Linked DNA regions of Homo sapiens: all the other regions are linked to region 1. Evidence: chromatin contacts called from ENCODE Hi-C or POLR2A ChIA-PET data. All regions are on one chromosome and are shown on one strand. Each heading gives the region's core, a stretch centred on a gene start or an enhancer-like site at or near the end of the contact. The rest is flanking DNA. Distances are from core to core; before and after follow the strand shown.

Evidence for each region. Hi-C counts contacts between places; a loop is a spot of excess contacts on that map. ChIA-PET counts read pairs that join two places held with the same protein, here RNA polymerase II (POLR2A). Pooled maps may share reads with other maps.
Region 2: a map of naive thymus-derived CD4-positive, alpha-beta T cell shows a loop between it and region 1 (30-fold over the local background). The contact joins the promoter of CYSTM1 here to the promoter of ETF1 in region 1. A Hi-C loop is called at or near these places in 1 of 168 maps with a recorded cell type or tissue (naive thymus-derived CD4-positive, alpha-beta T cell), 1 of 37 single-sample maps with no recorded cell type and 9 of 50 pooled maps. POLR2A ChIA-PET finds 5 or more read pairs at or near these places in 1 of 52 experiments (activated B cell).
Region 3: a loop to region 1 is called in a map of B cell, with 5 times the contacts of the local background. The contact joins the promoter of MALINC1 here to the promoter of ETF1 in region 1. A Hi-C loop is called at or near these places in 1 of 168 maps with a recorded cell type or tissue (B cell), 2 of 37 single-sample maps with no recorded cell type and 8 of 50 pooled maps.
Region 4: POLR2A ChIA-PET joins it to region 1 with 10 read pairs in activated naive CD4-positive, alpha-beta T cell. The contact joins the enhancer-like site here to the promoter of ETF1 in region 1. A Hi-C loop is called at or near these places in 1 of 50 pooled maps. POLR2A ChIA-PET finds 5 or more read pairs at or near these places in 4 of 52 experiments (GM12878, WTC11, activated T-cell and 1 more).
Region 5: a loop to region 1 is called in a pooled map, with 4 times the contacts of the local background. The contact joins the enhancer-like site here to the promoter of ETF1 in region 1. A Hi-C loop is called at or near these places in 1 of 37 single-sample maps with no recorded cell type and 4 of 50 pooled maps. POLR2A ChIA-PET finds 5 or more read pairs at or near these places in 1 of 52 experiments (A549).
Region 6: a pooled map shows a loop between it and region 1 (4-fold over the local background). The contact joins the promoter of CXXC5 here to the promoter of ETF1 in region 1. A Hi-C loop is called at or near these places in 1 of 37 single-sample maps with no recorded cell type and 4 of 50 pooled maps. POLR2A ChIA-PET finds 5 or more read pairs at or near these places in 1 of 52 experiments (B cell).
Region 7: a loop to region 1 is called in a map of CD8-positive, alpha-beta T cell, with 20 times the contacts of the local background. The contact joins the promoter of UBE2D2 here to the promoter of ETF1 in region 1. A Hi-C loop is called at or near these places in 4 of 168 maps with a recorded cell type or tissue (CD8-positive, alpha-beta T cell and naive thymus-derived CD4-positive, alpha-beta T cell), 2 of 37 single-sample maps with no recorded cell type and 14 of 50 pooled maps. POLR2A ChIA-PET finds 5 or more read pairs at or near these places in 2 of 52 experiments (CD4-positive, alpha-beta memory T cell and WTC11).

What each region holds. Positions count from the first base shown.
Region 1 is chr5:138,541,909-138,544,628 of GRCh38, forward strand. It overlaps ETF1 (eukaryotic translation termination factor 1), which reads right to left and starts at 1,328. Exons shown (of 11, transcript NM_004730.4): 1 at 1,189-1,328; 2 at 925-1,028. The coding sequence starts at 1,010. RefSeq lists enhancers at 839-2,038, 980-1,769, 1,489-1,888, 1,770-2,559 and a silencer at 1,149-1,198.
Region 2 is chr5:140,173,839-140,176,558 of GRCh38, forward strand. CYSTM1 (cysteine rich transmembrane module containing 1) reads left to right here and starts at 1,350. Exons shown (of 3, transcript NM_032412.4): 1 at 1,350-1,447. RefSeq lists an enhancer at 928-1,157 and a silencer at 1,448-1,737.
Region 3 is chr5:140,106,599-140,109,318 of GRCh38, forward strand. It overlaps MALINC1 (mitosis associated long intergenic non-coding RNA 1), which reads right to left and starts at 1,414. Exons shown (of 4, transcript NR_102741.1): 1 at 811-1,414. LOC124900193 reads right to left here and starts at 2,671. Exons shown (of 4, transcript XM_047417990.1): 1 at 1,186-2,671. The coding sequence starts at 2,387. The coding sequence ends at 1,461. RefSeq lists enhancers at 514-613, 1,724-2,225 and silencers at 1,144-1,213, 1,244-1,303, 1,314-1,573.
Region 4 is chr5:139,699,915-139,702,634 of GRCh38, forward strand. No RefSeq gene overlaps it. Among named protein-coding and RNA genes, the nearest start is that of PSD2-AS1, 45 kb to the right of the region's middle. RefSeq lists enhancers at 470-1,295, 1,123-1,202, 1,296-2,120. Within about 2 kb of position 1,364, at least 4 of the 41 ENCODE cell types and tissues checked have a DNase peak (open chromatin) inside an H3K27ac peak, as active enhancers do.
Region 5 is chr5:139,663,136-139,665,855 of GRCh38, forward strand. All of the region lies in intron 1 of CXXC5 (CXXC finger protein 5), which reads left to right. Among named protein-coding and RNA genes, the nearest start is that of CXXC5-AS1, 15 kb to the left of the region's middle. Within about 2 kb of position 1,381, at least 19 of the 41 ENCODE cell types and tissues checked have a DNase peak (open chromatin) inside an H3K27ac peak, as active enhancers do.
Region 6 is chr5:139,647,033-139,649,752 of GRCh38, forward strand. CXXC5 (CXXC finger protein 5) reads left to right here and starts at 1,317. Exons shown (of 3, transcript NM_016463.9): 1 at 1,317-1,813. CXXC5-AS1 (CXXC5 antisense RNA 1) reads right to left here and starts at 2,696. Exons shown (of 2, transcript NR_149086.1): 1 at 2,303-2,696; 2 at 1,967-2,149. RefSeq lists silencers at 1,245-2,374, 2,575-2,720.
Region 7 is chr5:139,560,016-139,562,735 of GRCh38, forward strand. It overlaps UBE2D2 (ubiquitin conjugating enzyme E2 D2), which reads left to right and starts at 1,324. Exons shown (of 7, transcript NM_003339.3): 1 at 1,324-1,800. The coding sequence starts at 1,777. RefSeq lists enhancers at 900-1,069, 2,230-2,279, 2,370-2,489 and a silencer at 1,100-1,759.

The DNA of each region.
Region 1 (2,720 bases), core at 78-2,577:
CTAATTTTAATCTAGCCTACTCTCCCCCCAATGGACACACCTACAGTTTCTTATCAAAATGTACAAGACTCAAAGCCCATTTAATTCAATTATGAATCTCACTCAACAAGCATCAAGCACATCAGGCGCCTCTCTACAGCGATATCCCCACAAGTTTCAGAGAAATGCCAGCAGGGACTCTGTAGTTATGATTCCTATCAAACGGCCCCCTAACCCGTATTTCTCCTGGACATACACATGCAGATTCATTAACCAAAACCTACCCAGCACCCCTCACATCGCGCGTACGTTGGCATTTTCAGTTTATAGGTGGGTCCTGGAACAGCTAAAACCAGGAAGCTCCGGGGTAATTAGAGGACTTGGGAGAAGTCATCTTGGGACAGGTGGAAGACCCAGAGAAATCAGGAATCAGAAAGAAGCTGTCCCTGGCCACCTCTGCTTCCCGTCCCATCCAAACTTCACCCACCCGGGTCTCAGAAGCCCAGAAGGGAGAGGCCATTTTAATGAGGCCTGGCTGAGAAATGAAGGGAGAAGAGGAAATCAGGGAAGGGCCCTGGGAAAGGAAGGCCGAACACTTTGCCACAATAGCACCCGAGTCGGGTGGCAGCACCTGGAGCCCGAAGAGGGAGGACCTGGACTTAAGGGCCCGGGAGAGGTGCAAAAGTAGCGGTGGCCTACCACGAGGGGGGCCGAGTGATCTAAACCGGGGAGCGCGGGCCCCTTACCCCCATGCGGGGAAAGGACCCCTTCTCGGGCCAACCGCGCCGACCCTCGCCCCTGGGTCAGGGGCTACTACCCAGAGATCCAGAAGGCGGGAGTTGGCTAGTGCCTGGTTCTCCTCATCCGGCCATGCGGCGCGGGGGCGTCCATCCTGAGGGGTCCGGGAACCAAGAGGGCACGGAGGGTGCCGGACGCGGCGCTCACCCGCGGGCCGCCTCCAAGCTCTTAATGAGCTTCTTGATCTTCCAGATCTCCACGTTCCTGTCGGCAGCACTGGGGTCGTCCGCCATCTTCTCGCCTCCTCCTCCCTAGAGCGGCCCGGCGGGGCCCGGAGACACCAAGACCACAGAGTTAGCGCCGCCGCTGGGGCAGAGCGGCCCCCTTCCTCGCCATCCCCCAGAGGCCCTCTCCTCCCGTCCGGTGCAGCTCGCCACAAAGGTCACCGGCCTTTCCCTCCCTGTGCCTTACCTAAGGGCCCAGTCCTGGGCGGCAGCGGCTGCTCCTCCCCGGCGGCGGCTCCGCGGCGGCGGCGGCTCTGACGTAGGACACCGGCTCCCTCTCTCCAGGCAGCTGCATGTGTTGCAATCCGCTCACATGGGGCCTGTGACATCACTTCCTCCGCCAGGGGCGGAGTGGAAGGCGGCAGGCGGAAGGGAGGGGGCCGGTGCGAGTGAGGAGAAGCTGGGCGTCCGCCGCGACTTCTCATTGGCTCTCTGCCCCGCAGCCTACAATGAGCCCGCCGATTGGCTGCAGCTGGGTCCGCGCCGCCTTGTGAGGTAAGGCTGGGGGGTGGGAGGTGCCACCTTTCTTCCGGCCCGGCAAGGCGAGAGGAGGAAGCGGGCGGAAGCCGGTGGCTCTCGCGAGTTTACTGAGAGCCCCCGTCAGGCTCGAATGGGGGTGGTTCTTAAAGAGAGAGGACCGGGGTCGTCGTCTTTTCAGTCCATTCTCCTTGAATAGGGTGGACATCTGAGGCTTTGCGACTCGAAGCTAGGCACTTGGGCCCGACGCGCGGTTTGAACGGTGCTTGAGAAGCCGCGAAGAAGCGCCTCGCGCTCAGCGGCTTCTTCGCTGACGAAGTGCTGCGGTCTGCGTGCGTCATGGCTGCACGGAATAGTGTGGAGGAGTCCTGGCCAGTAGGTCTGGATGAGGAACCTGCCTCCGGGCGGTCCGGGACCCTCACCTGCAGGGGCGAAAGAGGCCTGTTTTCTCTCGCCCCAGAGCTAGGACGGGCTCACTTTGGACTTAGAACTTTATGGGGTGGAAGACAGCGGGGGCTGCCTGAGCTTGGAGACCTGAGGTATCTGGTCCCATGTATGATTTGGCCTGAGCCGTTGAGAATGGGGGTGGAGAGAGTTGAAACAAAATGGGCATCCACATACGGTTAGAACTTTATCTTTTTGAGTTAGGATTTTTAGGTGGCTACTTTGTCCCCCCTCACCTCGTCTGGGTTCAAATATTGAGCCCAGACCGTGTGCTGGACCCTGTTTTCCTGGGGATACAGAGGTGAACCAAACAGATGACAGTACTTACCCTTATGGAGCTTATAGTCGATTGGGTTTTTAAGTTTGTGATTTTATACTTTTTGTAATAAAATAATTACACAAATGCTTAAGTACTTCAGGGTGCTCTGAGAGTGTATGGCGGGGACCCAGCTCTGAAATGAGACCCAAAGGATGATTAAGAGTTTGTCAGGAGGAAACAGAATACAGTTGAGAACTACAGAAACGCCAGTGTGCTGGCACAAGGTCAGGGACGGGGAGAGTGGTTTGAGGGAGCAGCAGGGGAAGAGGTCATGTAGGGTCTTTTAAGCCAGATTCAGAAGTTTGGTTTCTTTCAAGAACAGTGGGTAGTTTAAAGGGTTTAGAGCCCTGGTGTGGACTGGAGAGAGTACAGGAGAAGCCCAGAGACCATTTTGGCTGCTTCATTATCATGTGAGAGATGATTTTCGCTTACATTAGGGTGGTGACAGTGCAGATAGAAGTGAATGAAGGGCCTGGTGC
Region 2 (2,720 bases), core at 100-2,599, 1.6 Mb after region 1:
TATTAGTACAGCTCTGTCTAGAGCCATGGTTCTTCTCTACCTTTCACAGCTGTCTTCTTTCCCACTTATATGAGTTTCTTTAAGTGTGAAAATTAAAAAGTGCCACTTAAATACAATGATTAAGTCATAATAAACAGTACAAGTTGTACTTATGTGAGACATACCACCCATACACGTTTGATCTTCGAGAACCACATCTCAATCTGCCCATGGCCCATTGCCTGACACTAAAAGATGCTCACAAGAAGTTGACTATAAACTAACTTCTTGGTCTAAGATCCTAAACTCTTGAGAGGGAAGGTTTCAATACATATGAAACCTTCTTGGCAGTGCAGGGATGAGGAGAGTAAAACTGAAATGAAAGTCAGCAAATAGTGAAGGTGTGAAATAGGCAGTGACTCTCACACTGAGACCTCCAGGGGATGTTAAATTTTCATTTCGAAGCTGATAGTCTTATCTGGGAAGCCTAGAGAGTAACAAAAGTTGTAGGCATATACTTATATTAGAGTGGTGCAAAAGTAATTGCTGTTTTTGCCATTTAAAAAAAAAATGCAAAAACCACAATTACTTTTGCACCAACCTAATAGCAAGCAAGGGGAGGAATATGGAGAGAAAATCAATTTCTAAAATGAAAAATAAAAAATTTTTTGCAAGTAGGACTTGCAAGCTCATTCTAGGCCTTGCTCTGGGAGCTTTTCGGTAACTTCTCTTCCTGTTGGAACAGAAGAAGGAAACCTTCAGGACAGAAGATTCTGTCCCCCTTCCCCCTCCTGATGTGAATGAAGTCTCATTACACTCTAAAGTACTGGCGGGACTACTTGTTGCAAGGTTTATGGGGAAAAGTAGCCAGAGAGCAATCCAGTTATCAGCCTCAGCCCCATTCCGCTCAGGTACAGCTCGGGAAGTAAGCCCCCAACCCTAGTTGGGTCTGGACCAACAAGACACGAGGAGGCAGCAGCCCACAGCCGACCCCTCATGCCACGCACTGAGCAGGGTTCCGCATGGACGCTGGTCTTGCCTCCCAGGCGCCTGAACTAGCGGAGTTGGGGTATCGGGTGGAGTCTCGGAGAACCAATCCAATCTGAGGGGGACGCCTGTGGGAGTCCTAAGTATCCAGCGCAGCTGGGAGGCCCACGTTGGGAAGTCGGAGACCGACCCCGCCTCCCGACTGCGCCGACTGCAAGAGAGCGCTTCCGGCGGCGCTTGGAGGCCGAGCAGTTGGGGGCGGGGCTCGTGCTGTGACGCAAGCCTCGCCTCGCCCCGCGCCGCGCGCGTTGCCAGGGTGATCAGGTGACTCCCGGTTCGCGGCGCTGGGAGCGGCCGTGACGTCAGGCGCCCGGCTGCTCCTCACTTGCTCTGAGACAGGTGCGGCAAGTCTACTGCGGGCTGGTCCGGGCTCCTCAGGTTCAGACCCGACCGTTATCCAGTCGGTTCGTGGAGAGGAGAGGTGAGGTGCAGCGGACCTGGCCCGACCCAGCTGGGACCAGGGCGGGGATCAGGCACGGACAGGGCGCGTCCCCGGGCTCCCTGGGGAGCGCCCTGAGAACTGGGGGGCACCCGGGCTGGCCTGGCTCAGGCAGGGGTTCGCGCAGCCCCTGGGGAGGGGCAGGGAGGCAGGGAAGCTGCTGCCGCCAGCTGGATCCCTCCCGGCGCCCCGCGGCTACTCTGGGGCTCCTGGTCGCCGCGCCGCGCGTCTCGGCGGTGGACTCACAGGGTCTCCGCGTCGCTGCGGTTCTCGTCTCACGAGGAGTCGGCGGGCTCGGAGCGGGGCTCGCCACACCCCGTCCCGGGGGACGTCCGCGGGAGGCTTCTGGATTTCTTCGCCTTGGGCTGCGATTTCTGAGGCGCTGCTCTGCCTATTCCGAGCTGGGCCAGCCGGGGGCAGGGGGCAGGTCGCGAGTCCCGCGGGTGGGAGCGGAGCGGAAGTAACTAGTGACTGGAAGTAACTAGGGAACGCAAAGCCGGCGCTCGGAGGCCGGGGTGTTCAGAGAAGGCGTTGCGGGGGAAAGGAATCCCGGCTGCTGTTGAGAGCCGTGGATTGGGATCTGAGCGGACCTGTTGGAGGAAGTGAAATCTGAGCGGGGTCCTGACGGGTGGGAACTAATCTCCCGGTAGCAGTGGAGGTTGCAGGGGGGAGAGAAGGAGGGGAGGACCCCTGGGGAAGGAGACCATGAGGAAAAACGATTTGGGGACTGACTGGACCGTCTGCTGGGCTGTTTTGGGGGAAAAAAAGTTTGGAGAATTAGGTTAGGGAGGATTAGGAAAGGACCCTTGAGTGCCCACCTGAGAGGCACTGTGTGCTGTGGGGAGCCATTGAAACGTTGGCTAGATTGGGGTAGGGGGAACACTGAGGAAGTTGGTGTGAGGGGAACACTGAGGAAGTTGGTGTGACATTCCGGCAAAAAGGTGACAACACTCTTCTCTGATGGGATTCCTCAAACCCTGCTTATGAAATACTTGTAACCGACAAGGGTAGGGGCTCAGGCAGCCAGGTGCCTTTTTCAGCCATTGTTGGCAAATTTTTAGAAATTAAACAAAAAATAATTGTACATATTTATAGATTTATACAATATGATACATGTAAACTTTGTGGAGTAACCATGTTAGCAGATTTTTAAAAATTCCTTTTTATGAAAGGACCCACCCAAGGGCAGCTCATTTTCGAGTATCTCATTTGACGGGATTTAATGACTGGTTGGGAGCTATGCCCCCCTCAGTAT
Region 3 (2,720 bases), core at 164-2,663, 1.6 Mb after region 1:
CTGACTTACATTTTGATAACTAAATTTTCATCTGTAAAATGGGAGTAATTATACCTTAGTCCTACTTGCCTCGCAGGCTCAACTAGATATGCTTCTGGGAAAGATTCTCTAACAAGTGAGTTTAAAAGTCTACCACTGCCTAACAAAGAGGGATTTTGTGGTATATTTGCAAAGTAACTTCAAAACAAAATAGTTAAATAGGTTGAGGCAATGATTAAGTTTTCCTAAATCACAGTTTGACTTCTCGGAGGTCTATTTAAATAATGATAAAGATGATAAATGCAGTTTTTATTTTGCTGCAGTTATTAGCTGATCCACGTTCCATCTACGTATTCAGTGTTGCAGGATGGAGACGTGACAGCGTAGAAAGCGAGCAAAAGCGTTACCGTGCACCAAAAATCTTGTCAAACTTGATACGATTTCAAGAAGACTGTCTTAAAGGACATTTTATAATTTCACATTTAGCCCTTGCATAGCATTTTATGAAAATTAACTTTTACCCTTTCCCCCTCGGCCCAAGGAAGTCGCATTCCCTCAAAGGGGCCCGGCTTCAACATATTACACTGCGTGGGAGGCTGGGCAGCAACCCCACGCTTCCTGTCAAGGATTCCTGGGGCCAGAGCCTGAAAAGTGCTCTAGCCACTCTTCTCTATGCTAATTCTGTCCTTCCGACCCCTCTTGGCGGGTGTCTGAGGGCCAAGGTGAGACTTTCCCCGGAGATGAAAGGCCTATTGCCTCTTCAGAGACCCGGGCGGAGTTGGGGCGGGGGTGCCGCGTGATAGGGTGGTAGCAGAAGTCGCAACGACGCACAGGGCCCTAAGTTGGAGCTGGCGCAGGCCCTTCAGGGTTCTATCCCCGCCAGAGCCTGGCTTCGGCCTTCAGAAGCCAAACGAGTAATAGGTCCTTCTGGGGCGCTGTGGGCGGTGGGTGGAGGAAGTGTGGGCGGAGAGGCCACAGACATCCCCCTCCTCAGACGCGCCCCAAGGCCTGGCCCGCGGAATGTTGACGCGCCAGGAGCCGATAGGGCGCGCTCACGCGCGAGAAGGGGGCGGAAAGAGCGCGCTCGGCGGCCGCCGCGGCGGCAGCTAAAACGGAGGGACGCGAGAGCGAAGGGCGCGAGCCACGGAGTTGGGAGGAGGGGTGGGGAACGCGGAGCGCGCGCTGACGTCGCCTGGAGTCACGCACGGAGCGCCGGGTTACGCGCCGACGTCTGGCTGCCACGACTTGCCGTCTGCGGCGGCGGCGGCGGCGGCGAGCGGATCCCGCAGGGGAAGGAGGAGGAGGAGGGAGAGCCAAGGGGGCTGTGAGTGAGCGGGAGAAGCAGGGTGTGAGCCGGACTTGCCCATGGGAGGGAGAGCGAGCGAGAGCCGAGCCAGCCATCCGAGCCGCCTCCTCCTCCTCCCCTCGGCGTCCCGCCCCCGCCCGCCAGCCCGCCCTCCTTCCTCCTCAGCCCGCAGAGCCTAAGTGAGGCGCAGCTCGGCTAGCGCCGCTGTCCAGGACAGGTGTGCGCGCGCGCGCCCTCCTCCCCTCCCCCCTTCCTCGCGCCTGTCTCGCGCGCGCCCTCCCTCCCGCCAGCCTGCGCCCTCCCTCACCTGCGGCAGGACAGCGCCCGCCCGCCCGGGTAAGCCCCTCGCGACCTTCCCTGCTGCCACTGCCACAGCTCCAGGTGACGCTCGCCCCGTCCCCTTTACTTGCTCTCTCAGCCCAGGAATAATTATAGTACCATTGCAGACATCCCCGCACCCTCCCTCTTGGAGACCCAGGCGGTGCAGCAACGTTCTCTCCCACCCCCCGCAGCGAGAAACGAATGAACCCCCTCCTACTTTCAAAAGAGAACAAAATAACACGCCCCTTAAGAAAAGAGGCGATCCTACCTCCGCAGGCGCTGGAGACCACCAGTGATGCGTTTGCTTAGCAATCCCTGAGCCCCATTTCCCCTGGCCGCCTTCGCCCTGGGGCCTGGGACTGTGCGCTAGACGTGGCTGACACTCCCTGCACGGCAACCCTGGAAGGAGGGAGAGGAAGGAGAGTTCTATAACCCAGGCTTCACTGCCAACCCCTCCTCTGTTCGGTTCCCCCCACCCCACTACCACCAAATGCATACACCCGCCCAGGATGCGTTGTAAAAACAAAACAAAACCAGGAAAAAAAAAAAAAAAACCTTTGGTGCTGACATCGCAGATGAAGCCGGGCCCAAAGATGGGTGGCCCGAACAAGGCATTTTTACTGCCCCACAGCGCTGGGTCAGCTCCACAGCTCCTCTGCCTTTGTCCGAGGGCAAAAGGAACGGATGTGAAGCTGAGGGGTCTTCTCTGTGAGCGGCGGTGGGCCCCGGAGGCGGGCTGTGATGTTTGTAGGGGAAGGCACCCAACCAATATATCTGCCATAAACCTGAACTTGGGTTGGAGAGCCCCCAGAGACTGGCTGGGGTAACTGGTTCGTAGCTGTCTACCCCGGAATAAATGCCACCTTCTTTTCCGCGGTGTCTGCGGGACCCTCTGTTGGGGGTTCTAATTCGTTTTGGCCTGGGCTCCTTACATTTCTGTCCGGCCAGGCGCTTTTGGACAGCTTTTCGCAGCGGTGTCTAAGCTTGTGTTCGGTGTCCTTGGAAGGGAGGTCCCAGAGCTTTACAATAGGCTGGATTTGGTTTGACATCTTTTGGTGGACTGTCAAAGGGGAAAGGAAATTTTTGGATTACTTCAAGATCCCCCACCGCCCCC
Region 4 (2,720 bases), core at 114-2,613, 1.2 Mb after region 1:
TCTTAGCATTGGGGAGAAAGTGGGGGTCCTTAGGCTGCCCATGGAGGGGTCATCCAGGGTCTAGAATCCAGCCCTGGGACTAGGGCACCCTGGTGTTGACAGGCCCCCAGTGCCCACCCTCCTCTGGAAGGACTACCTTTCACCTCTGCCACCAGCCTTAAGGCTCTAGAGGGACTCTACCTACCCCTGGTGCTGAGGGACTAAGCCAAGCAGCTAACTCATCCTCCCTGACCACAGTGATTGGTTCAGAGATGGACATGTGACTTGGGCCTGACCAATCAGGCTGAATCCCAAGGTTTGGTTAGAAATACTGGGAAGAGGCCGGGCGCGGTGGTTCTCGCCTGTAATCCCAGCACTTTGGGAGGCCAAGGCGGGTGGATCACGAGGTCAGGAGTTCAAGACCAGCCTGGCCAACATGGTGAAACCCCGTCTCTACTAAAAATACAAAAAATTAGCCGGGCGTGGTGGCCTGCGCCTGTAATCCCAGCTACTCCGGAGGCTAAGGCAGAGAATTGCTTAAACTTGGAGGGGTGGAGGTTGCAGTGAGCCGAGATTGTGCCACTGCACTCCAGCCTGGGAGACAGAGCGAGACTCCGTCTCAAAAAAAAAAAAAATTACTGGGAAGAAGTAGGGGTTCTCTGATCTGGTAGTGTGGGAATCTGGGGCCACCTACCTTTTGAGGAGAGCTACCCATGAATGAAGCCAGCAAAGGGATACTGACCCTTTTAAACTTGAAGCCAAACACTCTTCTACTTGAGCCTTAGAACGAGCCAGTAGGGTCCAATTTTGCTTAAGCCAGTGTGTGTTGGCTTTTTGTCATTTGCAGCCTGAAGGTCTGACCAGATAGTGCATGCCTTGCCCATTTCACCTTCAAGCCTTTGTCCATGCACTTCTCCTCTGCCTGGAATCGGAGAGCCTTCCTCTTGCCCTCTCCTGACCAGCCATGCCTGTGTTTTGAGGCCCAGCTACTCTCCTCCAGGGCGCTGGCTTCCATGCGGTACCCTCCTCTTTTGGCCCCACCCTCCTGGAGAGTTACCTGGAATTCTGACCCCCAGCTTGGTGCTCAGTGTCTATGCCTACAACTGCTGTGTTAATTTCCCTTTCTGGGGGCTTGTATCACACAGCCCCAAAGTAGGTTGTAAATTCTTGAGTGGCATGAGCTGAGTCCCCTCCTACAGAGAGGGGTGATAAAGTACAGTGGTTAGAAGCTTGGCTTTGGCGTCAGGTAGTCTCAGCTCAAATTCTAGCCCATCGGTGTGACCTTTGGACCAGTCTCTCCTTTTCTGAGTTTCCTGTCGGTCCACCCCCCCCAGTGCCGAGGGCGCCACTGTGAAGCATTCACAAACATACTCTCTGCCCTCAGAGGAGCTAAGGATGGAAGTTGGGGCAGTGGCCCCAACCGGGAGCAGCCAATCAGGAGGCTGAGGTGGTCCTTCCCAGCCTGCCAGCACTCGGCTCTTGGGGGAAGAACCCCCTCCACCCTCACACACTTCCTTCCAAGGCGCTAGGGGACCTTGGTCGGGGGAGGTCTGGTCGTCCCCTCCCCCTTCCGCCCCTTCCTGTCGTCCCTTCGAGCTGGCGCTGCTCTGAGTTAATCTCCTTGCCCGTCAGGGGGTGACAGGAGGTGTCTGTCATTCGAAGCTGAGGCCGTCAGCCTTGCCGGCTAATTGGGGCGCGGGCACCAGGAGCACGGGAAATGGCCGGAGGGAAGGAGAGGGAATGAGAGGGGAAGCCACCCTCACCTCCTACCCACCAGCTTGGGGCTGATCCACATGGCTACTTAGGGGAGGGAGAAAGGAGGAAGGGACTGTGGGATGGGAACTTTGTGACCTTGGGCATTGCTGTTCCTCTCTGGGCTTCATATTATCATTCATAGTGATAACAGCAAGCCTTTAATGAGCAATTACCGTGTAAATCAAGCACACCTGATGAAAACCTCTGATTTTTTTTTTTTTGTTTTTTTGTTTGTTTGTTTGTTTTTTGTTTTTTTTTTGAGACGGAGTTTCGCTCTTGTTGCCCAGGCTGGAGTGCAATGGCTTGATCCCGGCTTCCTGCAACCTCTGCCTTCCGGGTTCGAGCGATTCTCCTGCCTCAGCCTCCTGAGTAGCTGGGATTACAGGCATGCGTCACCACGCCCAGCTACTTTTGTATTTTTAGTAGAGACAGGGTTTCTCCATGTTGGTCAGGCTGGTCTCAAACTCCCCACCTCAGGTGATCCACCCGCCTCAGCCTCCCAAAGTGCTGGGATTACAGGCATGAGCCACCGCACCCAGCACCTCTGATGGTTTTCTACAGCCCTTGGAATTCAAGCCAGACTTCTCCCAAGGTCCTTGAGGACCCCCAGTAGCCATGCCTCTTTCCTCCCTGCTCCTTCTGCTCCAGCCACTCCAGCCTCCCCACAGAGCAAGCTCTTCCTGCCTCAGGATCTTTGCACTTGCTGTTTCTGCTCTGTGGAACACCCTTTGCCTACCTCTTAGCATGGTTGGCTCTGCATTCTTCAGGTCTCAGCTCAAATGACACCTCAGAGACAAAGTCCCTGACCACCTTATCCAAAATCACTCTCTTGGCCGGGTGCGGTGGCTCACACCTTTAATCCCAGCATTTTTGGAGGCCAAGGCAGGTGGATCACTTGAGGTCAGGAGTTTGAGACCAGCCTAGCCAACATGGGAAAACCCTGTCTCTAATAAAATACAAAAATTAGCCAGTCCTTGTGGCGGGTG
Region 5 (2,720 bases), core at 131-2,630, 1.1 Mb after region 1:
ATGGGAATGGGTTGGACCCAGGGCAAAGGAACCCATGGGTGTTGGGTGGAAAATCCTGGAGGCTTCCTAATATCAGAGGGAGCAGAGAGAGCCGACTGTAGTTTCAAGGCTTTCTCTGTCTCCCACCCCCTATGCTCACACAGCAAGGCTATATGTTAGACTTGAGCAGGGACTTCCAGGTGGCAAATGGAGCCTTTGCAGGGTGGCGAGAGGCTTGGGATGTGCCTTTGTGGCAGGGCTGTCAGGGCTGTGGGAGATCTAAGAAGAGCCGACATGAGCTGGCAGGGCTGAGGGCGAGGGAGGTAGGAGGAAAGGCTGTCTAGAAGTGTAGGTAGGCCTTCTTCCTTTGGGCAGAAGAGGAGATGCAAGCCTGGCCAGTGGGGTGCTACCCTCGTTGTAACCTTCAGGCTTCTACCACATGTCCATCCCCCCATGGTCCTGCAGGCTAGACGGGGAATGCTTTGTATTTGGGGCTGGGGAAACTGAGGCATGAAGGATTGCCTCAGAGCTCAAAAGCAAATGGTGAGAGAACCAGGGCCATGACCTGGGTTACCCAACACGCCTGGCCTGACTTGTCCGTGACGTTCACACTTATGCTGGCAGATGTGGACAGTAAAAACAACAACATGGCTATCCTTAGTTGAGCACCTACTGCATGTGGACGCTACACTGACCCCTTCACATAGGTCCTCTCCAGGACCTGACGAGGTGGGGGCTGTCAGCGGCTGCATTTCACTGGCTAGGGGTTGGGCTCAGCGAGGGTCAGCAACCTGTCTGAGGTCACCTAGGCTGGAGGCTGCAGAGCTAGGAGAGGAATCCTGACTCCAAAGCCCCACTTGGACCCTGGCATGGCCTGAGCCTGTGTCTCTGAGATGAGGGGCTCCCCTCGCCCCATTACACACAAGATGTGTAGTGTTCCTAGTTGAGCCAGCCCCCTCCCCCATGCCCAGCTCCTTAACTCTCCTAGGTCCCTCTGCTATCTCAAGGCACTTTCCAGGTTTGAACCTAAGAGCATTGGAACTGCTAACCTAACCCCTTAACTCCAGGGAGGAGGGTGGATGGGTGGGTGGGGGATCCCCTGAGGAGCAGATGGATGCCCCTTGGGGTTTCTGGGTTCTTCCTGCAGACAGGTTCTGGGAAACTCCATGGTTAGGCCTGTGGAAGCTGCCTCGGGGCCTGGTCAGGGTTGCGCACCTCCTCCACCCCCTCCCCAGGGGCTCCATTTCCCTCTCCTGGGCACCCTGCAGGGAGGAGTTGAGCAAGTGCCCTTGAGCTGGCACTTCCTCTTTGGTATACAGGGACATAGCCACAATGACCCCCCATCCCGTGGTCCGTGTGTCACTTAGCACCAGGCGCTGCATGGCCCTGGGTCAGGGCTCACTAAAGGTCACTTCATCGGGTTGACTTTACTAGAGGCTAGTCCCAGCCTCAGATCATTTCCCCTTTCTGGTCTCAGTTTCTTCATCTGTGAAATGACTGTGCGAGTCTGCCCTGCGTGCTCTCTGAGGCAGGGGTAAGTTCATTCCCCGCAGACAGACACACTTAGGAGCTTTGTGACTGGTGTTCCAGTCCCCCAGGCCCAGAGCTCCTGTAGCCCTGACACCTGCACAGGGGTCCAGGGGAAGAAGTGTGGGCTCTAGAGTTGGGCCAGCCTTCTTTTCAGCCTCACCTCCACTGTCCACACTTGCTTGACCTTGACCCACACCAGTGCCCCACTCAGCTCTGAGCCTCAGTGTCCTCATCTGCAAAATGGGAGAATCATGATGCCTACCTCTGTGGGTTGCTGTGACCATCAAACAAGATGATGTGGACAGAGCACATGGCACAGAACTGATAGAGTGTGGTGACAGCGGAGCCCTTCCCCCCAGACTATCCTCCTGGTCACTGTACCCCAGCCTTGGTCTTGAGGATTCTGGGAAGGAGATGGTGCCAATCTGCTGGCTCAGCCAGCTTGGCCACTGACCTTCAGAGCACCCAGGCTGTCAAGGCCGCCAACTGCCTGCTGGGCGGGCAGGGGGGAGTGCCAGCCAGCTCCTCGCCTGACGCTGCCCGCTCCTGCTCCCACTCTCCTCTCCCTCTCTGCGCCTGTGTGTGAGCTAATTAATCTCAGCCCCTTTGGGAAATTAGAACGCCGCAGCCGCGGCCTCCTCAGCCTCGCGGTGCTTGTGCTGCTACTGGGCCATGCCAAGACCCGCTGTGGTTTAGGGGCACCGGGGTGGGGGATGGGGGCACCGGGATGAGCTGGGCCGGCCATGGGTCTCCCAGAGCCCCCACCTCCTTGCTGGAATGCTCTGGTCTCTCAGCCCCCTCCTTTCCCAGATAGCATCCATAAGGATGCCAGGCCAGTGCCCAACTGTGGTAAAACCTAACCCCCAGTGGCCTCTCTGACCTGGTCCCAGGGCTGTTATGGCCACCCCCTTACACCACATTCCATCTCATTGCAGGGTCCTCTTGCCTGCCCAGCTTGGGCTGATGGAGACAGATGTAATTATGGAATTTTGCTTGGGAAATTAATTTGAAAAAGTTAATTAATTGGTGGTTCCGGAGGTGGCGGGCTCCACGCCCGGCCAGTCTTGCTGACGTCAGTGCTGACCCACTGGAGACGTGCAGCTTCCGGGCAAGCTGGGCAGAGGGACCCCGGTGACCTGGCTGGGCAGCCCTGGAACAGGTAGATGGACAGCGAGGAGCAAAGGGCAGACCAGTGTCCTGGCCCAGAGTGG
Region 6 (2,720 bases), core at 67-2,566, 1.1 Mb after region 1:
TGCTGCTGCCAGGAGATCCATGCTCCATAAGCCCTCGCGCCAGCCTCGGAGACAGCCAGGCTGCGCAGAGCAGAGGAGAGGAAGCAGCGAGGTGGGAGACAGTTTCGCTTCTCCCACCGAGGCCGCGCCTGTGGCTGCAGGCGCCCGGATCGCCACAGTTAACTCCCTGTTATCTGGGCCCCAATCGATCTCAGGCTGTAACGTTTAACCCTAGGCTGACTTCCCCAACCGCCCTCCCCCTCTCCCTCCCCTGCTTGGGTCTGGGGACTGCGTTTTCTTCGCCTCGCAGAGGAAGGTCGGCCTTGCACAAATCCGCCCCCACGAATCCCAAAGAATTGGAGAAAACTTCCACTTTGGGATTATATGCAGTTGGGATTATATGAGCCCGGGGCTTGCACCATGGGTACGTGAGGTGAAGACATCTGCAGCAGCAGGATTAATTAGCCTAAGATGGGCATATGGAGGCCACTGATGGAGTGAAAGCGGGATATGCGGGCCCAACTCTGTCCCCACTGGGCGCCTACTCTGGCAAGGCTGAGTTTTCCTTCTGTCTTTCAATCAGTACCTATTGAGCGCTGCTGTTCCAAGCATTGTTTCGGGTTTTGAGTGCGTAGGCCATGGTCTCAGGGCACCAAATGTACGTAGTCGTTTTAGCCCCGGGACTCAAGAGTTGAGGCTGATGCCTGCCTGAGAGATAAAATATCCTTTCTCGGATCAGTTTCCTCACCTGAGAAATGGGAACGGGAATCTCCGCCCCTTTTCTCCCGGGGCCCTAGTGCCCACTGAATCCATTAAGGAGCTCTTGGAAGGGTGGGGTCTTGGAACACGCGTCTACCTCCCAGGACCCTCGACTAGGAATCTCTGGCCCGCCGCGCACCTGAGCTGGGGGGCGCGGCCAAATTCTCCCTCCCGGTCCTCGAAGCTTCTGGCCCCGCTCTAGAGGGGGCAGAAAGATAGCAGATTTCCCCGGAGGTGCGTCTCTAAACCCAGACCGCCTCACCAAAGCGGGGAGGTCGTCCTTTTTTTTTTTTTTTTGTAAAGTTGCGGGAAATAGGCGAAGACGGGGCGCGCAAGGGAGCTGAGCCTGGGTGGACCGCGTCAGGGCGCGGGGAGCTCGAGGCGCAGCGGCTGCAGCTCCGGCCTCAGAGCCCGCGGCGTCCAAGTGGCCCGAGCTGCGCTGGGAGGGAGGCGGCGGGAGGAGGGAGGGGAGCCGAGGTGGAGGGGGTTGGGGGGAGGAGGGAGCGGCGAGTCCGGTCCGGGTTTTGCCGGCAGCCCCCGGGCAGCGTTCATAGCTCCTGCCCGGGCGGGCGCGCGGCGGCGGCGGCAGAGGCGGCTGAGCCTGAGCGGGGATGTAGAGGCGGCGGCAGCAGAGGCGGCACTGGCGGCAAGAGCAGACGCCCGAGCCGAGCGAGAAGAGCGGCAGAGCCTTATCCCCTGAAGCCGGGCCCCGCGTCCCAGCCCTGCCCAGCCCGCGCCCAGCCATGCGCGCCGCCTGCTGAGTCCGGGCGCCGCACGCTGAGCCCTCCGCCCGCGAGCCGCGCTCAGCTCGGGGGTGATTAGTTGCTTTTTGTTGTTTTTTAATTTGGGCCGCGGGGAGGGGGAGGAGGGGCAGGTGCTGCAGGCTCCCCCCCCTCCCCGCCTCGGGCCAGCCGCGGCGGCGCGACTCGGGCTCCGGACCCGGGCACTGCTGGCGGCTGGAGCGGAGCGCACCGCGGCGGTGGTGCCCAGAGCGGAGCGCAGCTCCCTGCCCCGCCCCTCCCCCTCGGCCTCGCGGCGACGGCGGCGGTGGCGGCTTGGACGACTCGGAGAGCCGGTAGGTGTCGGGCCACGGCCCTCCCTCGACCCCCCCCGGAGGCCGGCCCCCTCCCCTTCCCCGCCTACCTCCCTCTCCTCCCCCGGGGTTCGGTGCGCGGCCGGGGCCGGAGTTCGCTGCAAGTCGGCGGAAAGTTTGGCTGCGCGGGTTCCCCCGAAGTTCAGGTGCGGAGAGCCGGGGACGGGGAAGGAGGGGTCCGTATTTGGGAGGGGCGGGGGGCGCCCGCACCGTAAGCCGCGGAGCCCCGGAGCCTGGGAGACCTAGCGCCGGTGATCGCTTGGTGGCCGCTGCTATACCCAAGCCTCCCTAAGCCGCAGTATGCTCGGTCGCAGATCACTGAGTTCAGACAAAAAGAGGGGTTTTAGGGTCTGGGACGGCGGCTTGGGCGCCGTGGAGTGGGGCTGGGACGCTCCTTGCGGGGTGCCGCCCCCCTCCCCCCCACTACTCCAGTTCGCGGGCGCTGGGGCAGCGGGCGCCCGGGGTCCTCACCTCTTGGCGTTGGGCGGGCGCTCAGCCTGCGGGGGCGGCTGCTTGTAGATCTCTGGCGCGCACTCCCCCCATCAGACCCCGCTCGCAGCCCTGTGTTGAGGGGCGACGTTAACTGCTCTGGGCGCCCTCGACCACGCGTGGCTGAGCCTCCCCCACCACTTGGAAGAAGCGGCGGCTACTTCTGCATTTTTCCTCCGGCTCCTCGCCCCCGCTGCCCGCGGGGTGCCCGGCGGGCTGATGAAGTTTGACCTTTTTTTTCCATCAAAGTATCTCCCCCACCACCACGGTGCCCCGCGGCCCCTCCCTCCCTCCTTTCCCAGCCTTGGGGAGTCTTTTGAGCTGTCTCCCGAGCCCCGCGTGGGCCACGCAGCGTGCAGAGCCTGGGAGGGAGAATGGGGGTGTTCCTCTAGCTGCGGAA
Region 7 (2,720 bases), core at 74-2,573, 1.0 Mb after region 1:
TATCTGGAGCACGAGGTTGGTTTTTTTTTTTTTTTTGGAGATGGAGTTTTGCTCGTCGCCCAGGCTGGAGTGCAATGGCGTGCTCTCGGCTCACTGCAACCTCTGCCTCCTGGGTTCCAGCGATTCTCCTGCCTCAGCCTCCCCAGTAGCTGGGTTTACAGGAACCTGCCACCACTCTCGGCTATTTTTTTTTTTTTTTTTTGAGACGCATTCTTGCTGTTGCCTAGGCTGGAGTGAACTGGCGTGATCTCGGCTCACGGCAACCTCCGCCTCCCGGATTCAAGCGATTCTCCTGCCTCAGCCTCCCGAGTAGCTGGGACTACAGGCGCCTGCCACCATGCCCGGGTAATTTTTGTATATTTAGTACAGAAGGGGTTTCACTGTGTTGGCCAGGCTGGTCTCGAATTCCTGACCTCGTGATCCGCCTGCCTTGGCCTCCCAAAGTGCTGGGATTACAGGCGTGAGTGACCGTGCCCGGCCTAATTTTTGTATTTTTAGTAGAGATGGGGTTTCACCATGTTGGCCAGGCTGGTCTCGAACTCTTGACCTCAGGTGATGCGCCAGCCTCAGCCTCCCAAAGTGCTGAGATTACAGGGGTGAGTCACCGCGCCCAGCCGTTGGTTTTAACTATTTGGGGCACACACTGTGATTTTTTTTCTGACGCAGCTGGTACAGTGCTTGCTTGTAACAATTTGCAATTCACTAAGCTGAGCAGAGTCTGGACACCTCGAAGGCACACATACATGCCAGTGGCTGAGAACACAACATTCAAATCCTCTCCATCTGGGGCCTTGGTCCGGAAGGCCAATCTCACTGCAACCCGAGCGGCTATGAGACATCTCCCTCGTGGCAGGTGCCCGAGCTGTAGCCACGCGGCCTCTGGAAAGAGATGTGCTAAGTCCCAGGACTTCAGAAGAGCTCTGTGACCTTGGCCAAGTCCCTTCCTCCTTCAGGAGCGCTGCAGTGGGCCTAAGTGCCTCCTCCCGGGACTAGTACGGGGACGGTCGTGAGATCTGGACAACATTCGCCTTTTAATATTTATTGATCTTTTGTGACACGCGCGTGGGTTTCCATCAGCAATGAAGTCAACGGTCGCGGCGCTGGAGCCTGCAGAACTCGCGCTCTAGATCTCGCGAGATCTCCGCCCAGGGCTTCGCAGCGTCACGCCCTCCGGGGCCGTGGCGGCGACGGCGGTGCGTAGCTTACTCACAGGGGCGGCCCGTATCCCTCCGCCGCCGGCGCGGCTCGGCCCTCCCTCCCCTGGCCCGCCAATCCCCGCGCCTCCCGACCTGCCCCTCGGTCGGGCCCACCCCGTGCTCCGACGGCCCCACCCCGGCGGCGCAGCCCGCCCGCCCGCGCGTCCCTCGGTCCACCTGCAGCAGGGAGGAAGACAGGCAATCCCTCCGGCTGTCCGACCAAGAGAGGCCGGCCGAGCCCGAGGCTTGGGCTTTTGCTTTCTGGCGGAGGGATCTGCGGCGGTTTAGGAGGCGGCGCTGATCCTGGGAGGAAGAGGCAGCTACGGCGGCGGCGGCGGTGGCGGCTAGGGCGGCGGCGAATAAAGGGGCCGCCGCCGGGTGATGCGGTGACCGCTGCGGCAGGCCCAGGAGCTGAGTGGGCCCCGGCCCTCAGCCCGTCCCGCCGGACCCGCTTTCCTCAACTCTCCATCTTCTCCTGCCGACCGAGATCGCCGAGGCGGCCTCAGGCTCCCTAGCCCCTTCCCCGTCCCTTCCCCGCCCCCGTCCCCGCCCCGGGGGCCGCCGCCACCCGCCTCCCACCATGGCTCTGAAGAGAATCCACAAGGTAAGCGGCCGGAGGTCGGCTGCGCTGCTGGCCAGCTGAGCAGGCTGCGGCCTGCACTTCCCGCCGTAGTCTCCGTCGGGCTCGCGGCCTCCTTGGATCTTGCTGCCGGTGCTGGCCCCTCGGGGCGGCCTCCATACCCCACTCCCAGTGATGGCGCCCGTGGAGGCCCCGGCGCGCAGCCCGCGCTTAGGCCGGAGGTGCTCTCGCGGCCTCAGCGTTCCTCCCCGGCTGCCCTTCCAGGCCCGCATGGTGTGGACTCTTAGGGCTTCTCTCCAGTCTGGGACTGCCGCTGCACTTGAGGGCCATTGTCGGGCCAGGATGGCGGGGTTGGGGCCGAGGGGGGCGCTGGGGCGTTGGGCGGCCCCTTCGACAGAGGTCGAAAGGGCTTCTCGCCCCATTTCTGTTCCCTCCTCCCACACCTGCCCTAGCTCCCTCCACAAAACCGCCTGAGCTCGGGCTGACAGAGGAAGCCGTTTTGCCCGATCCACAAGTATATCCTGAGTTCACTTACCTCTTGGGTGGCAGCACACATCGGTCCACCCTGCTTGTCCAGAAACTGTTAAGAGTTGGAAGTTCAGAAGAAAAAAAAAAGGTGACTTAATGAGGGAGGAGGGAAGTAGAGGGAGAATCATTTTATTCCTTGAGGTTGCTGTATGTAGTTAGAAACTAACACTTCCGTTTTGCAGGATTGGATCTAATAGAAAAGCTGTACATTGGCAAAGGTAGAGGTAGAAACCTGAACATTGAAAACCACCAGAGAAATTATACAAAAGTTCCTTTCACAGCCTCTTCGCAAAATGGACTTGACGCTATTAGGTGATATGTTTACCGAGACTCTTAACTGGGAAGGGGTTTTACTAGATTTTGTATTAAAAAGGATTTCTTTGCTCTTTAAAGTGAAGGGTTATTTAGTTATCAAT